2 separate regions of the Mus musculus genome follow, and region 2 is linked to region 1. A link is a contact called in ENCODE Hi-C data. All regions are on one chromosome and are shown on one strand. Each heading gives the region's core, a stretch centred on a gene start or an enhancer-like site at or near the end of the contact. The rest is flanking DNA. Distances are from core to core; before and after follow the strand shown.

Region 1 (7,005 bases), core at 1,350-3,849:
CCTGCAGCACTAGATGGCTGCCTGCTTCGGGGGTTATATATCTGCAGGTCCACCCCCCTCTCCATCACCTGGTATCTAGGGACTGGCATTGATAAATGGGAAGACGCTACTCCGTGCAGAGCCATGATGGTCTTGTGTGTGTGTGTTAACCTGGCTGTTCCCTATAGAACCTCAATTAGCAGCTTGACCACTCTGCTCTCAGCCCATTTCACACAGGCTGGACCTTGCCATTCACTGCTTTACCCACGACCTCCAGTGACACCTGTTAATGATAACCCACTGCCATCTAAGCAAGGATTCTCAGATAATTCAAACTGTGAGGTTTGTGTCTCTTGGATGGATCACCAGGTAAAGGTGTCTGCAGTGCGCCCCAGCCTGATGATCTGAGTTCCAGTTCCAGAGCCCATGAGAAGCTGAAGGGAGAGGAGGGACTCCCCAAAGTTGGCCACAGAGCACACGTGGGCCTCGGAGCACCTGCTTGCTCTTCCCTCATCATACTCCATACACAATAATAGATTTTAGAAATTCAAGTCTAAGGGGTTAAAGACTGATCTAGAGATGGATACACAAGATCTGGTGTCGCCCAACACCTGTGCCTGCCTGGCTCCACTCCCAGAACTCTGCATGTTTTCCCCTGACCCTATGACAACAGGAAGTGGTCCCATTTTACAGGGGAAGAAACTGAGGCTCAGAGAGGCAAAGAAATCGACCCCAAAGCCACCCAGGTAGCAGACACAGGCAGAGCTGGAGTTACAGGAGGGAGCAGAGCACAGAGGGACAGGAAGTGAGGCTCAAGGACTCTGAGCCAGTCTTGGGTGACAAGGTGTTCTCTGGCAATGGGGTTGGGGCCGGTCCAGGGCAGTTTGGACCAGCAGCGCTCACCTGCTTGCCGGCGTTGCTTAACACACTGTCCATGGTTGGGTATGCCCTGGGCTTCGTCCCCTGGCTGCAGGATATGGCACTCATAGCCTGAGGGACAGAGGAGTGGCTCTGCCCCATCCTCAGTGGTGCTGCAAGTCTCTGCTGTGGAGGGACACAGGCCAGGTCTCAGACAGTACACCCCATCCAGAAAGGCCAGTTTCCACCCCCATCCAGATGCTAGACGGTGCTGTGCCTCTCACACAGCGCACACATGCACACTCTGACATCAAGCCACGTTTATACACACATGTGCACCCAGAGAGGCCACCTCCCATCAGCACGCCTGCACGCGCACACAGTCGCAGCACCCTAAATGCACCATCGTACAGAGAACAACATGTGAATGCGTGTACACTGGCATACCTGAAACACGCACACACAGCTACAGACACATGTGTACGCACTACAACCACCCACAATCAACACCTATATATACACATGCTTTCACACACACGTGCTTATCCACAGACACACATATGTTCATCCACAGCCACAAGAACGGGTGTGTGCATAGTAGCATACCCTGACCAACATGGTCCGCATGAGGGCGTGCAAAGCCACATGCCCAGATGCACAGACACAAGTACACTGTCCCCAGGAAACCTCAGGCCCGTATGTGGTTCCTTTAAGAAACATCCTTCACTTTCTATCCACATAAGGAACCTTTCTCCAGAGGTGGCCACAAGGCCCTTTAAGACTTTAGGGGTCCCAGACCCTCTTCCTTCTCATTCTCTACCCAGGAAGGAGGCCCACTGTCAGGGAAAGCCTCACTCTTTCTCTGCACAAGCTATAGGAACCAGACTGGGCTCCCAGCCAGCATCCTTGTGGCCCATGGACAGTCTAGTGAGAAAGGCTGGTTCTGATCTGGGGACCTGGCATGCCCAGGGGCAGGTACCTTGTAACACTTCCTCAGGACCGTCCAGCAGCCAGCCGTTGCCACCCAGCCATCGTGGTTTGGGCTGCACCAGCCAGTCTAGAACTGACAGAGAACTAGGTGAGAGGGAGGGAGGTCTTCCTGGGGTGGGGTCATGTGACCAGCCCTGGGTGGGGAGAGGTGTGTCATCCCATAGAAGAGGTGAAGATGGCTCCCCACACACTGCCCTATAGGACACACCACAGGCCTGCAGCGTCCGGGACACCCTTATCCTCCTGTCTCCCAACCCCATAGGCCAAGTGCTAAGGCAGAGTATAAGCAGGCTACCAACTGAGCTGTGTCCCACCCTGGATATACAGGTACACATGTATATTGAATTTTATTTTCAGTGTGTGTGTGTGTGTGTGTGTGTGTGTGTGTGTGTGTGTGCATGTGGAAGGTCAGGTGATATCTTAGATGCGTGTTTTCTCTCCTTTGACCGTAGGGAGTTGGTACCCTTAGCCTCTTATCCCTTACTCTTCTATGGGCTGAGCCATCCTATAGGTTGGACTGCCCTTCAAAGGGTGGGATTGTATGGAGGTGACATGGTGTTCCTAAATGGGTACAGTCCATGCTGGGGACTCCGTGCATACAGGTGAGGCAGCTGCACCTAGCAGGAGCTGCCGGGATATCTGAAGCCTGCAGGTGAACACCCAGCCTAGGTAGCGGGTAGCTCAGCACAAATACAGCTCAGCTCTTTCTCTTCCCTAGGTCAGCGTTGGGCCCACCCGACCTCCAACCCCCTGACCCTGGCTCAGCTTACCTGGCGGAGGTGGCACCGCCTCCAGGCAGGCATAGGCACAGCCATTGTAGCAGCAGCGCCTGTGTCGTGGGCACTCAGAGTCAGCCTGGCAGCGTGTGGCCTGACAGGCACCCGGGGGCAGTGTCCTTGGCGGTGGTGGGCAGCGGTCTGCATGGGGCTGCCGGGAGCCTGTCGCTGCAACCTCTTCAGCCTGTGGAACATAGTGAAAGGGCGTTGACCTAGGCTTTCAGCCTGAGCCTCCTCCCTGGGAAAACAGTTATCTAGGCAAAGAGTGGGGAAGGTCTGGGTTTGACTTGCTCTTTCTCTGCGAGTCCTCAAAGAGATGGCTTCAAGAGGGAGGGAGAGAGGAAGGGAGGGAGGGAGGGAGGGAGGGAGGGAGGGAGGGAGGGAGGGAGGAGCGAGCTATAGAAGGAAGGCAGTTTTGGAGTGTGTGCCTGGACAGCAGTCTGCATGCAAAGTATGACCCGCTATGAGACAGCTCTCATCTGTCTTCATATATCTGCATATACATGTATATACATGTAAACAAACATGCAGATACATGTACGTGTACATTTCTATAGGAACATAGTTTTGTTTATGGTACATCCATGTATCGGGATCTCTGAGAATTCATACATCATACACAAGAGAACGTGTTTACACCATCTTGGATACATCTCACAAGTAGAACACTTGATGGCCAGAAGGTGGCGCTGTTCAGGGAGGGTGGCGGAAACTTTAGGGGGGAGGGTGTTGTTGGAGGGAGTACGTCATGGGCCCACCTATGCCTGTGAAGGAGATACTCGGTCCCTTCCTGTCCCCAGCGTCCTCACTGACATGACGTAAGCAACCTTGTCCGACTTCACATTCCCACTGCCAGGATGTTCTGCCTTGCCAAGGCCCATGGCCACGGAGCCAGCCAACTATGGACTGAACCCTCGGACACTGTCATGTTTCCTTCAAGTGATGTGGCAAACACCAGACTGACAGAGCTGGTGTACTGGGCACGTATATATCTGACTTGACATAAAATATAGTAACCTGAAGAGAGGAAACCTTGGTTAAGGGAATGCCTCCACCAGATCGGGCTGTGCTGTGGGCCAGCTCCGTAGAGTGTTTTCTTAACTAGTGATTGATGGAAGAGGGCCCCGCCCAATGTGGGCGGTGCCATCCCTGCACTGGAGGTCCTGGATTCTAAGAGTAAAGCAATCCTGTAAGCAGCACCCCTCCGTGGCCTCTGCAGCAGCTCCTGCCTCCAGGTTCCTGCCCTCGCTGTTTTGGATGATGAACCGTTCCTTGTATGGAACTGTGTGCAAAATAAACCCTTTCCTCTCCAAGTGGCTTTGGTCACGGTATTTCATCGCAGCAGTAGTGACCTTAACTAAGACAGCTGGTGGGGGACTGCAGAGATGGCTCAGCGTTTAAGAGAACCTGCTGCTCTTCCAGAGGTGCTGAGTTCAATTCCCAGCAGCTACACGGTGGCTCACAACCATCTGGAATGGGATTTGATGCCCTCTTCTGGTGTGTCTGAAGACAGCGACAGTGTACTCACATATATAAAATTAATTAATTAATTTTAAAAAAGAAGAAAATTAAAAAAAAAAAAAGATGGATTCGAGGGTAAAGGTGCTGGCTGCCTAGCCTATGATTAGTTTGACCCACACGGTAGACAGAGATCCTGACACAGTTCCTCTCATCTCCACATGTGTGTGTGTGTTATTACGCCCAAAAGTAAATGTTTTTTAAAAATCTGACTATCTACCTGCAAGGAGTGACACGGAGCTGGAGAGATGGCCCAGGGGTTAAGAGCACAGTTCCCAGCATCCTCCTGGCAGCTCACAGCCATCTGTAACTCTAGTTCCAAAGGATATGAGTCCATCTTTTCACCTCTGTGAGTGCCAGCATGTGCAGATATACAAGCAAGATACCCATGCACGTGCATGCACGCACAAACACACACACATATATGTATATGTGTGTGTGTATATACATATATATATATATATTGCACGCCTTTAATCCCAGCACTCAGGAGGCTTGCTGGCAGATCTGTGAGTTCAAGGCCAGCCTGGTTTACAGAGTGAGTTCTGGGACAGCCAAAGCTACACAGAGAAATCCTGTCTCATAACACAAACACACACACACACACACACACACACAGTGACTTAGGCAGTCAGGTCTTGACTATGTATATACATATTAATCAGAACATACGTGTTTAGTGTATGTGTGTATGTGCATCATGTTTGGGGAGGGATGAAGATGGGAAGGCCATGTGTCAAGATAGCAACACTGCTCCACACTTGGAAATAGATTTATGATCTTTCCCAGTTCATTTTTATATACAGGGTTTCATGCATCCCGCCGGCCTTGAACTTGCTGTGGCGTTAGGAATAATCTTGAGCTCATGGTCCTCTCTCACCTCCCAGGTGCTTCCTTCCTAGCTGAAATCACAACTGGACTTCCCTGAGGCTTGTGATGGCCAAGCAAGCTGTTCAAAACGGCTCTGGCTGAGACAGTGCTTGCTGGAGCCAGAACTGTGCTCCGGCAGCAAGCAGCTGTGGACGCTGTGCACCTTCATCATGGGATCTGTGGAATGTTCAAAGCAGCTGAGCTGCATGAGAGAGGTTTAGCCCTGGGGAGGGTCTAACAAGACCTGGGGGTGGTACAAAGACCCTGGTGCCAAACATCTTAGCTTATTTAAAGAAAAAGGGGGGGTTGTTAGCATCAGACGTCCATAGTCAACATTAACGGTGCTTTAGCTGTTTGGGCGAGCTCTGCTTCACTCTGGCCCATCCACAGTCTACTGAGCTGTCTCCTCCAGAATGCTTGAGTAGGAGCCAGCTCTGCCCTGTAGCCATGCACTACTGCTGATGTCCTGCAGAGGGCGTCTGGTCACAGGGAATAAGTCCCGCTCAGGCTTTTTCAGAGTTGTTATCAGAGCAGTCAGTAGCTTTCTGTTTCCTGTCCAAGAGCTGGGGTGCAGGTGTAGTTGGAAGGCTCTCGCCTCCAGCCCGCTTCACCCAGAGAACCTGTCTCTTCTTGCTTGCACAGATTGCTCGTTCAATTTGTGAAAAGTAGGGGGCTCCGTTAGGAAAGAGCTTGCCTTGAACCTGAGTTCAAGTCCCAGTACCCTTAAAAAAAAAAAGTCCAGCCCCATTGAGAAGTGCTTATGTTCCTGGTACTGGGGAGGCAGAGACAAGCCTGCCTCGCTTACTTTGTGAGTTCCCTGTCTCAAAAGACAAGGTGAACAGAGCCCCAGGCATACCCGAGCTTGTCCTCCGGCGTCCATACATACGCCCACACCTGCACCCACACTTGCACTTTGCATGCACTTATAAACAACTCTGTCCCCACCAGGCACCCATACATCTATTCTCACACGCATACACACACCCACCCCCCCATCTATGTATAGTCTATCCATAAACATACAAACATACATACATACATACATACATGCATACATACATGCATTTCTCCCAGAAACACATAACGGGAATAAAGAAATGAACGATAAGAGGAAGAAGATATTGCTAAGTAACTCTTGGTGGATACAGAGAGGAAGGCCCGAGGTTAGCACTCCCCTCAGAGACTCGAGGGAGACCTGTGCGGGGCTTCTGACCCCCTTAGTCTTCAGTCTTTAGCATCCTAATGTTGTTTCCCACATCCATATGCTGTCCCCAGTTGCTTGGAAACTGCTAGCATGGGACGTCACCCCTCACACTCTGCTCCACATTCAGCATCTAGGGGATTAAGTGAACTGTGTCTTGTTCAGCCTCAGCAGCCCTAATCCTGATCCACCGTGACAGCCATGCCAGGCCCCCTTCAGAGGGTGACTGAGAGCCACCGGGTAGGGTCAGGCTTTCTCCACAGTAGGCTCCATGGGCAGACACCGTGGTGCCCAGGGGTCAGCAGGACCCTCCTCTCTGACCTCTCTGGCCCTCCTGTCCCATCAGTTGGTCACGGACAGCCCTAGTGAGGCAGGGTCTGTGGAGAAATCAGTTGTAGATGGGCCACTGCTGTCCCGTGGGAACGCAAGGCTGTTTCTCAGGATGGAGACAGCAGATAGGCACCTTAGACCCCTTCTTGACAAGAAATCGTTACTGGTGACTGGGATCTCAGGGGCCCCGGTTAAAGGGTTTTGAAGAGCACTCTGTGTCCTGCAAAAGGACGCTTAGAAACACTCTCAACAAAGGGTGCTTCCTGAGATCTGAGAAACTCAAAGAAACACAGGGTGTACCCTGCAGCCCTTCCCAGCTCAGGTTAAAAGGCTTGGCAGCCCCAAGGGCCAGGCTAGGACTGGCTCCCTCAGCCCCTCCCCCTCCCTTCTCCCCTCCTGTCTTCCTTGTGCACCTACCCTCATGCCCTTGTTGTCCCCTGCCAGCCATCTACCACCTGCCTAGCTGGTCACTTGTGTACTCTC
Region 2 (7,005 bases), core at 1,859-4,358, 390 kb before region 1:
GTCAGAAACAAGAAGGCACACACAATTAAGGGGATCCCCTCCTGCCCCCGGCACACAGCCGACTCTCAAGAAACCAGAACCAGTGATGGCTGAGGGGTTTTCTACAGCCCATACCTGAGGTCCAGCTCAGCCTTTGTGAACTCAGCTTTCCTGGGTAGCCTGGTGTCCTCATTTAAGATGGATCTGTCAAGGGGTTTTGTGGGTTTTTAAAAAGTAAATCAGAATTTCACCAACTAAACAAAACCGAATCCCCTTACAACACATGCCAGCAGAGCTGATGTTTATGGTCTCCCAGAGAGCATCTCACTCTGGCAAAGGCCCTGTAGATCTCAAACCACAGCCCTGCCCGGTTCCTCCTCGGGAGCAGAGGTACTTTTCCATTTCTACCTTCCTCCCCATCCTCACACAGCCGAGGAACGAGGCGTGGCAGTCCCCATGTGACCCCAGTCACCTCTGGCTCAGGCTGGACAATGGTGATCGAGACCCTGATCTGCCCCCAAAGTGTTAGTACCTCCCCTTGGTCACTAAGATCTGCAATTGAGGGATCTAGATCATAGCTTCCCTGTCCTGTTGTCCCTAGACAGAATCTCCCAGGACAGGAGGTCTCAGCATGTTTGTTTTTTTAAATAACTGGAGTGAAGTTCACATGGTATAAGAGCAGCCATTTTAAAGTGATAACCTAGGGAGCAGGGGCTAGAGAGATGGCTCATCAGCTAAGAGCCATCTCTCTTAGATGCTTTTCTCGAAGGCCAAAGTTCAATTTCCAGCACCCACGTGGAGGCTCACTTCAGTTCCAGGGAATCCAGCACCCTCTTCTGGTCTCTGCAGGCACCAGGCACGTGTGCCAAGAAAACTCTCATGCACATAAAAATAAGTTTTAAGGGAAAAAAAAAATGACCACCATCGGTGGTGGCATACACCTTCAATCCCAGCACTCGGGAGACAGAGGTAGATGGATCTCTGAGTTCTCGTCCAGCCTGGTCTACAGAGTGAGTTTCAGGACAGCCAGGGCTGCGCAGAGAAACCCTGCCTTGAAAATCCAAACATAAGATAAAGATGAAATGACAGCACAAAACATTGTCATCCCCTGGAGAAGACACTCAGTTCCACCGTCAGTGCCCGAGGAATGCCTGCCGTAGGCTGCTACGCTTCAGGCTTGGTCTTCACTGCAGCCTTCAGACTGGGGCTCCAGGGAAGTGCCTATAATCTGATCCCATGACCTTTAAGTGGGTCTTAGTTGGAAGGGGTGCCGTTGTGTCCAGCCTTTCCACGTGTGTCCTGAGCTGCCACGAGGCCTGGTGCTCAACTCTCTCACACTCTGCCCAAGCTGCTGCTGGGCCAACCCTCTGAAGCAGGAGCCCAAATCAGTTGTACTTATGTATTTTCAGACAGGGTCTCGTCAGGTATCCCTCCATGGTCTGGAACTCACTGTGTAGACCAAACTGACCTCATACTCAGAGAGCCACCAAATACTCCCCAAGCCCTAGAATTAAAGGCACCCTGACCCTCATTCCTGGCCAAATAAGCCTTTTTTCCTGTGGACTGTTTTCCTTGGGCATTTTGTCACAGTGACAGAAAGCTGCCATTAACCCACAGCCCTCCTCATTCCAAGGCTCAGGTGAGGCTTGGGACGGACAAGAGGACAGGACAGAGGCGCCTTGACCGAATGCTCCAGGTCAGCACTTACCCACTTCTGTCCTAGCAGGGCAGTGAACCCCCTTTTTCTCAGAGCAGTGGGGTTCAGTGGCTCAGGGTTCCCACCTCCTCAAGCTTGCTAGATGGATCAGCCCATCTCCCAGAGACTTGGTGTTCTCAAGGGTGAGGCCGGCATCGCAGGACCGGCACCAGGGAGCTGTGGTTGAGTTTGCTGTCATCAATGTAGGGAAAGCCCATGACCATGTAACCACCAGTGCTCAGACTCAGGGTCCAGCACATCACCCCAGGGCTGACTTCCTGGGTATGGGTAGGGCCCATTTCTGCTGGAAGCCCTGTGCTTCCCTGCCCCAGCGTACACACTACCTATATTCCTGGGCCCTTGAGTCTTGCCTGCCTCCACCATCGAGCAAGCTACCTCCTTCCTCTCTGCCGTTCTTCGTCCCATACCCTCTGACCACGGCTGGTGAAGAGGCTCTCCCACAGGAAGGCCTTGGGCGTTTTATGAAACCCACCTGGCAGCCTGGGCTGCTCCCCCCTCCCACCCCCTCATCACATGTGTGAAGGTCCCTTGGCTAGTTGGTTCTGAGAGCCCAGGTTTGAGGAGTTAGGGTCAGAACTTCTGGGGTCTGCCGTTCTCTGCCAACCGCAGGTAAACAGAATGGAAGCCTGCTGGCCTTTGGCATTTCTTCTAGAAGCAGAGGCTCTCACCAAAGCCAGTGTTCCCAGCCATTTCCACCTTCCTGCTGTTTCTGATTCTATCCAGTGAAACCTTGTGCGGCCGAGGAAACAGGCAGGCCTGCCAAACCCCTACTTCCCAGTGCACAGTCCAGGGAAATTTCCACAGGCCCCGCCCTCTCCCTCTCCTCAACTCCAGGCAGCCCTAGGCCTTCCGCTGCCCACCAGCATGGCTCTTATAGGTTCCTTTTTCTGGGTTGTTTTCTTCTGTCAAACCCAGAGGCCCTTGGGTATCCTGCTGGCTGGGTGGGGTGACTTGACCCTGGTTTAGGACCGTCGGGGTCAGCTTGGGAAAGAGCCTAGCCTGTCACCCTGTCCTGGCTACAGCCCCCAGCACATCTGTTCTTGAGAGTGCAGTGTGGTAGCAACCCATTTGTCCCCCTATCCAGTACCAGCATGTCTGTCTGACTCCCTTGTGCACGAGGACGGATGTGTATCCCTTTGGTACTCCTAGGAGGGATGCAGGGGAAGTCGTGGAGTCTCTTAAACCTTCACCACAGAGGACACTGAGGGTAGGAGGGGAAGTAGACCAGGTCCTGGCATCAAAGGAACTAGGTCTTGGATCTATATCCAAGCCCGCCTGCCTAGCTTTACAGAAGGTCGGACTGGTTCCAGTTCCAGGTCTCTGGGGCAGCAGAGCGGCAGATAGAGATCTTTTGCTTGAAGCCGGGCTTTGAGGACATGCCAAAGCGTGACTAATGCCTCCCTCTCTCAAGCAGCGATAAGCATTTGCGACTTCAGACAGAGCCAGGCCTGCCTATAAGAGGGAGGGTCAGCAGGGCCTGGGGTGGCTAAGAGGCAGGTTGCCCTCCTGTTAGGTGGAGAGCTCAACCGCTTCTTCATTTGTCTGTCTGGACATAAACCATACACATGTGTCTAAAGTCCGAGGCTCATAACCTCTCCAGAACGGCTTGGGAAGGTAATTACATTCCACTCATCCCTTGCTCAACTTCAGAGGGCAGAGCAGCCAGGCCTTCTGTCTGTCTGGGAATGCTCAGGGCAGCTGAGGAGTACAGGCTGCCCGGAGAGTAGATTGGCGCAGTTCTCTCAGTTCTCTCTGCAGGTAAGGTGCAGGTGTTGCCTTTGTGCAGAGGCTGCCTCTGTGAGCCTTGCTCACCTGCCATCCCTGTGACAGCATCTCTGTGACAGTATCATAGTGGTGAAGGCCAGTCAGTCCCCATGCAGGCAGCCTTCCTATGGCCCAATACAGCCAGCGTTGAGGGTGCACTACCACATACAGCCACCAGAGGGCGGGGTTCAAAACTACATTGTCCCAGCCCTTGGAGAAGCCTTCCCTAGCTTGGGGTTGGGAAGTTGGGGGGAAGGAGTAGAAATTTAGAAATGCTAACCTAGAGTCTTTTCTCCTCAGCTACCTCCGTGTTCTGTGTGGTAGCAACACTGGCTTTCAGCAGGCATGGGGCTCTTATGTACAGTGTCTGCTTGCCCACGGGGCACCAGGTTTCCTTTAGGTTTTACTTTGAAGATCAGCCCAGATGGAGTCTCTCAAAACACCCCCAGTGAAGTCACATGGGTGGGTGTCATGTCCTCTCCTGGCCTGTCCTCAACCTGGAGAAGAACACAGGACCTACAGATACTTACTGTCTCAGCCACAGAGAGTGGGCAAGTTTGGGGGTGTTTCCAGGTGACACCCCACTTTCTGCCTGAGGCAGGAATAGTGAGGTATGGGGCCCAGGATCCTGGGCTGAGGAAGGCTGCTTGGTATCATGGTCTAAGGACAGCTGGAGCTGCTATAACACCAAGCTCATGTTGGGCCCACAGAGGTCAAGGGGACAGAGCCTGCCAGTCACTGTACAGGTTTGTGTTCCTACCATGCTTGACACAGTGTCTGGGAAGCCACTATTAGATACTCATTAAGAAGATAATTTTGATCTATTGGTTTTTTTTCTGTTTTGTTATTTTGAGACAGTCTCTTGTAGCCCTCATGTAGCTGAGGCTGGCCTTGAAGTCCTGTTCCTCCTGCCTCTACCTCCCAAGTGCCAGACTGCCAGTGTGTGTTTCCATCTGTGCAAGATGATACTGACTTATAGAAAACATTTTTATTCATCTAAGAACTAATAACTTTATTACATCAATTGATCATTTAATATAAAAAATGTAATAAATTAACAAATACAAATGGGTGATTGAAGGGTTTGGAGATGACCTCTCATGCACACTATTTTCCTGGAGACACAAGAAGCAGGGGCTTAACTGAGGCAATGGAGGAAGGGCAATGGGTATGTACCTCCTCTGTTAGGGGCCTCGGTGGCATTTGAAGATGGCCAGGGAAGTCAGGAGATGGACAGTGAGGTGAGAGGCTGGGGAACGCTGTGCTGGATGTACAGGACAGAGGGAAAGCTGTGCTGGGTATGCGGGACAGAGGGAAAGTTGTGCTGGGTATACAGGACAGAGGGAAATCTGTGCTGGGTATGCGGGACAGAGGGAAAGTTGTGCTGGGTATACAGGACAGAGGGAAAGCTGTGCTGGGTGTACAGGACAGCATGCACCAAACTTAAGAACCTTTTCTTTTCTTTTTTAAAACTGAGGCTAAGAAGCTTGCCGTACTTGCATGCCTCCCAGTGAGCGGGCAGATCTAGTTTTACAAGGTAGCCATTGTTGCCTTCCACCAGCCTTTTTCTCTTCTTTTCTTTTCTTTTCTTTTCTTTTTTCTTTTCTTTTGTGTGTGTGTGTTTCTGGAGGGGTTGGTTTTGTTTGTTGTCCTATGGACCTTGGATGTTGCACCTGCCCAAGATACAGCACTTGTAAGCAAGGCAGCCAGGAACCGCTCTTAGCTAGCATCCCACTGAGAGTTCACATGGTTTTTGTCTTAGTCAGGGTTTCTATTCCTGCACAAACATCATGACCAAGAAGCAAGTTGGGGAGGAAAGGGTTTATTCGGCTTACACTTCCATACTGCTGTTCATCACCAAAGGAAGTCAAGACTGGAACTCAAGCAGGTCAGGAAGCAGGAGCTGATGCAGAGGCCATGGAGGGATGTTCTTTACTGGCTTGCCTCACCTGGCTTGCTCAGCCTGCTCTCTTATAGAACCAAGACTACCAGCCCAGAGATGGTCCCACCCACAAGGGGCCTTTCCCCCTTGATCACTAGTTGAGAAAATGCCTTACAGCTGGATCTCATGGAGGCATCTCCTCAACTGAAGCTCCTTTCTCTGTGATAACTCCAGCTGTGCCAAGTTGACACAAAACTAGCCAGTACAGTTTTATTTAAATTCAAAATGGCCAGTCTGGTTGAACTGACAATCAAAGTGCTTGCCATTTGTACCCTTCACTGTCTGCTCTTCCTTTATGGAGGATGATGGGATAAGAATCCGGTTGAAGACCGAACTTGGTCTGCACTGACTTCAGTAGCACTGAGTCACTCAGATTTCTCTATCCAACAATCTCCATCTCAGCATCTACACATCAACACCCCAGCCTCAGTATCCCCACCTCAGCATCCCTACCCCAGAACCCCCACCTCAGCACCCCACCTCAGCATCCCCATCTTAGCACCCCACCTCAGCATCCCCACCCCAGAAACCCCACCTCAGCATCCCGCCTCAGCATCTCGCCTCAGCACCCCCCCTCAGTACCCCGCCTCAGCACCCCAGCCTCAGCATCGCCACCCCAGGAACCCCACCTCAGCATCTCGCCTCAGCACCCCCCTCAATACCCCACCTCAGCACCCCCACCTCAGCATCCCCACCCCAGAAACCCCACCTCAGCACCCCACCTCAGCACCCCACCTCAGCATCCCCATCTTAGCACCCCCACCTCAGCATTTCCACCCCAGAAACCCCACCTCAGCACCCCCCTCAGTACCCCACCTCAGCACCCAACCTCAGCATCCCCACCTCAGCACCCCCACCTCAGCATCCCCACCCCAGAAACCCCACCTCAGCACCCAACCTCAGCATCCCCACCCCAGAACCCCCACCTCAGCATCCTCACCCCAGGACCCCCACCTCAGCATCCCCACCCCAGAAACCCCACCTCAGCACCCCGCCTCAGCATCTCGCCTCAGCACCCCCCTCAGTACCCCACCTCAGCACCCTGCCTCAGCATCCCCACCCCAGAACCCCCACCTCAGCACCCTGCCTCAGTACCCCGCCTCAGCATTCCCACCCCAGAACCCCCACCTCAGCATCCCCACCCCAGGACCCCCACCTCAGCACCCTGCCTCAGTACCCCGCCTCAGCATCCCCACCCCAGAACCCCCACCTCAGCACCCCACCTCAGTATCCCCCTCAGTATCCCCCAGCACCCCTACTTCAGCACCCCCACTTCAGCATCCCCACCTCAGCACTCCCCTCTCATCATGACTGGCTTCAAGCTGTCTCAGTTTGGTCTCTGAAACCAAGGCATTCACTGGGACTTTGCCCTGATCCCCCCATAGCTGACAACAGTGTCTAGCAGTTGCATCACAGGTGCTGGGCACCTGTGGATATCTCTGTGGCTTTTGACTTCCACCGTGAGTGTGCTACTCACTCCGGATGCTTTAGAGGAAAGCAATTACACCAAGGGTGGGCTCCCTGGTGTGTGGCACGTGTGAGCTCTGCAGTCCCAGTATGAGGCCTGAGAAAGAAGAAAAAGAAAGACAAGCACCTTCGTAAG

Evidence for each region. A loop is a pair of places that touch in the nucleus more often than their neighbours do.
Region 2: a map of v-Abl transformed pro-B cells shows a loop between it and region 1 (3-fold over the local background). The contact joins two enhancer-like sites. A Hi-C loop is called at or near these places in 3 of 37 maps with a recorded cell type or tissue (left cerebral cortex and v-Abl transformed pro-B cells).

The regions. Positions count from the first base shown.
Region 1 is chr8:119,675,050-119,682,054 of GRCm38, reverse strand. It overlaps Wfdc1 (WAP four-disulfide core domain 1), which reads right to left. Exons shown (of 7, transcript NM_023395.2): 2 at 2,598-2,787; 3 at 1,817-1,900; 4 at 883-1,023. Among named protein-coding and RNA genes, the nearest start is that of Gm32352, 7.6 kb to the right of the region's middle. Within about 2 kb of position 2,599, at least 1 of the 3 ENCODE cell types and tissues checked has a DNase peak (open chromatin) inside an H3K27ac peak, as active enhancers do.
Region 2 is chr8:120,068,499-120,075,503 of GRCm38, reverse strand. No RefSeq gene overlaps it. Among named protein-coding and RNA genes, the nearest start is that of Zdhhc7, 29 kb to the left of the region's middle. Within about 2 kb of position 3,108, at least 1 of the 3 ENCODE cell types and tissues checked has a DNase peak (open chromatin) inside an H3K27ac peak, as active enhancers do.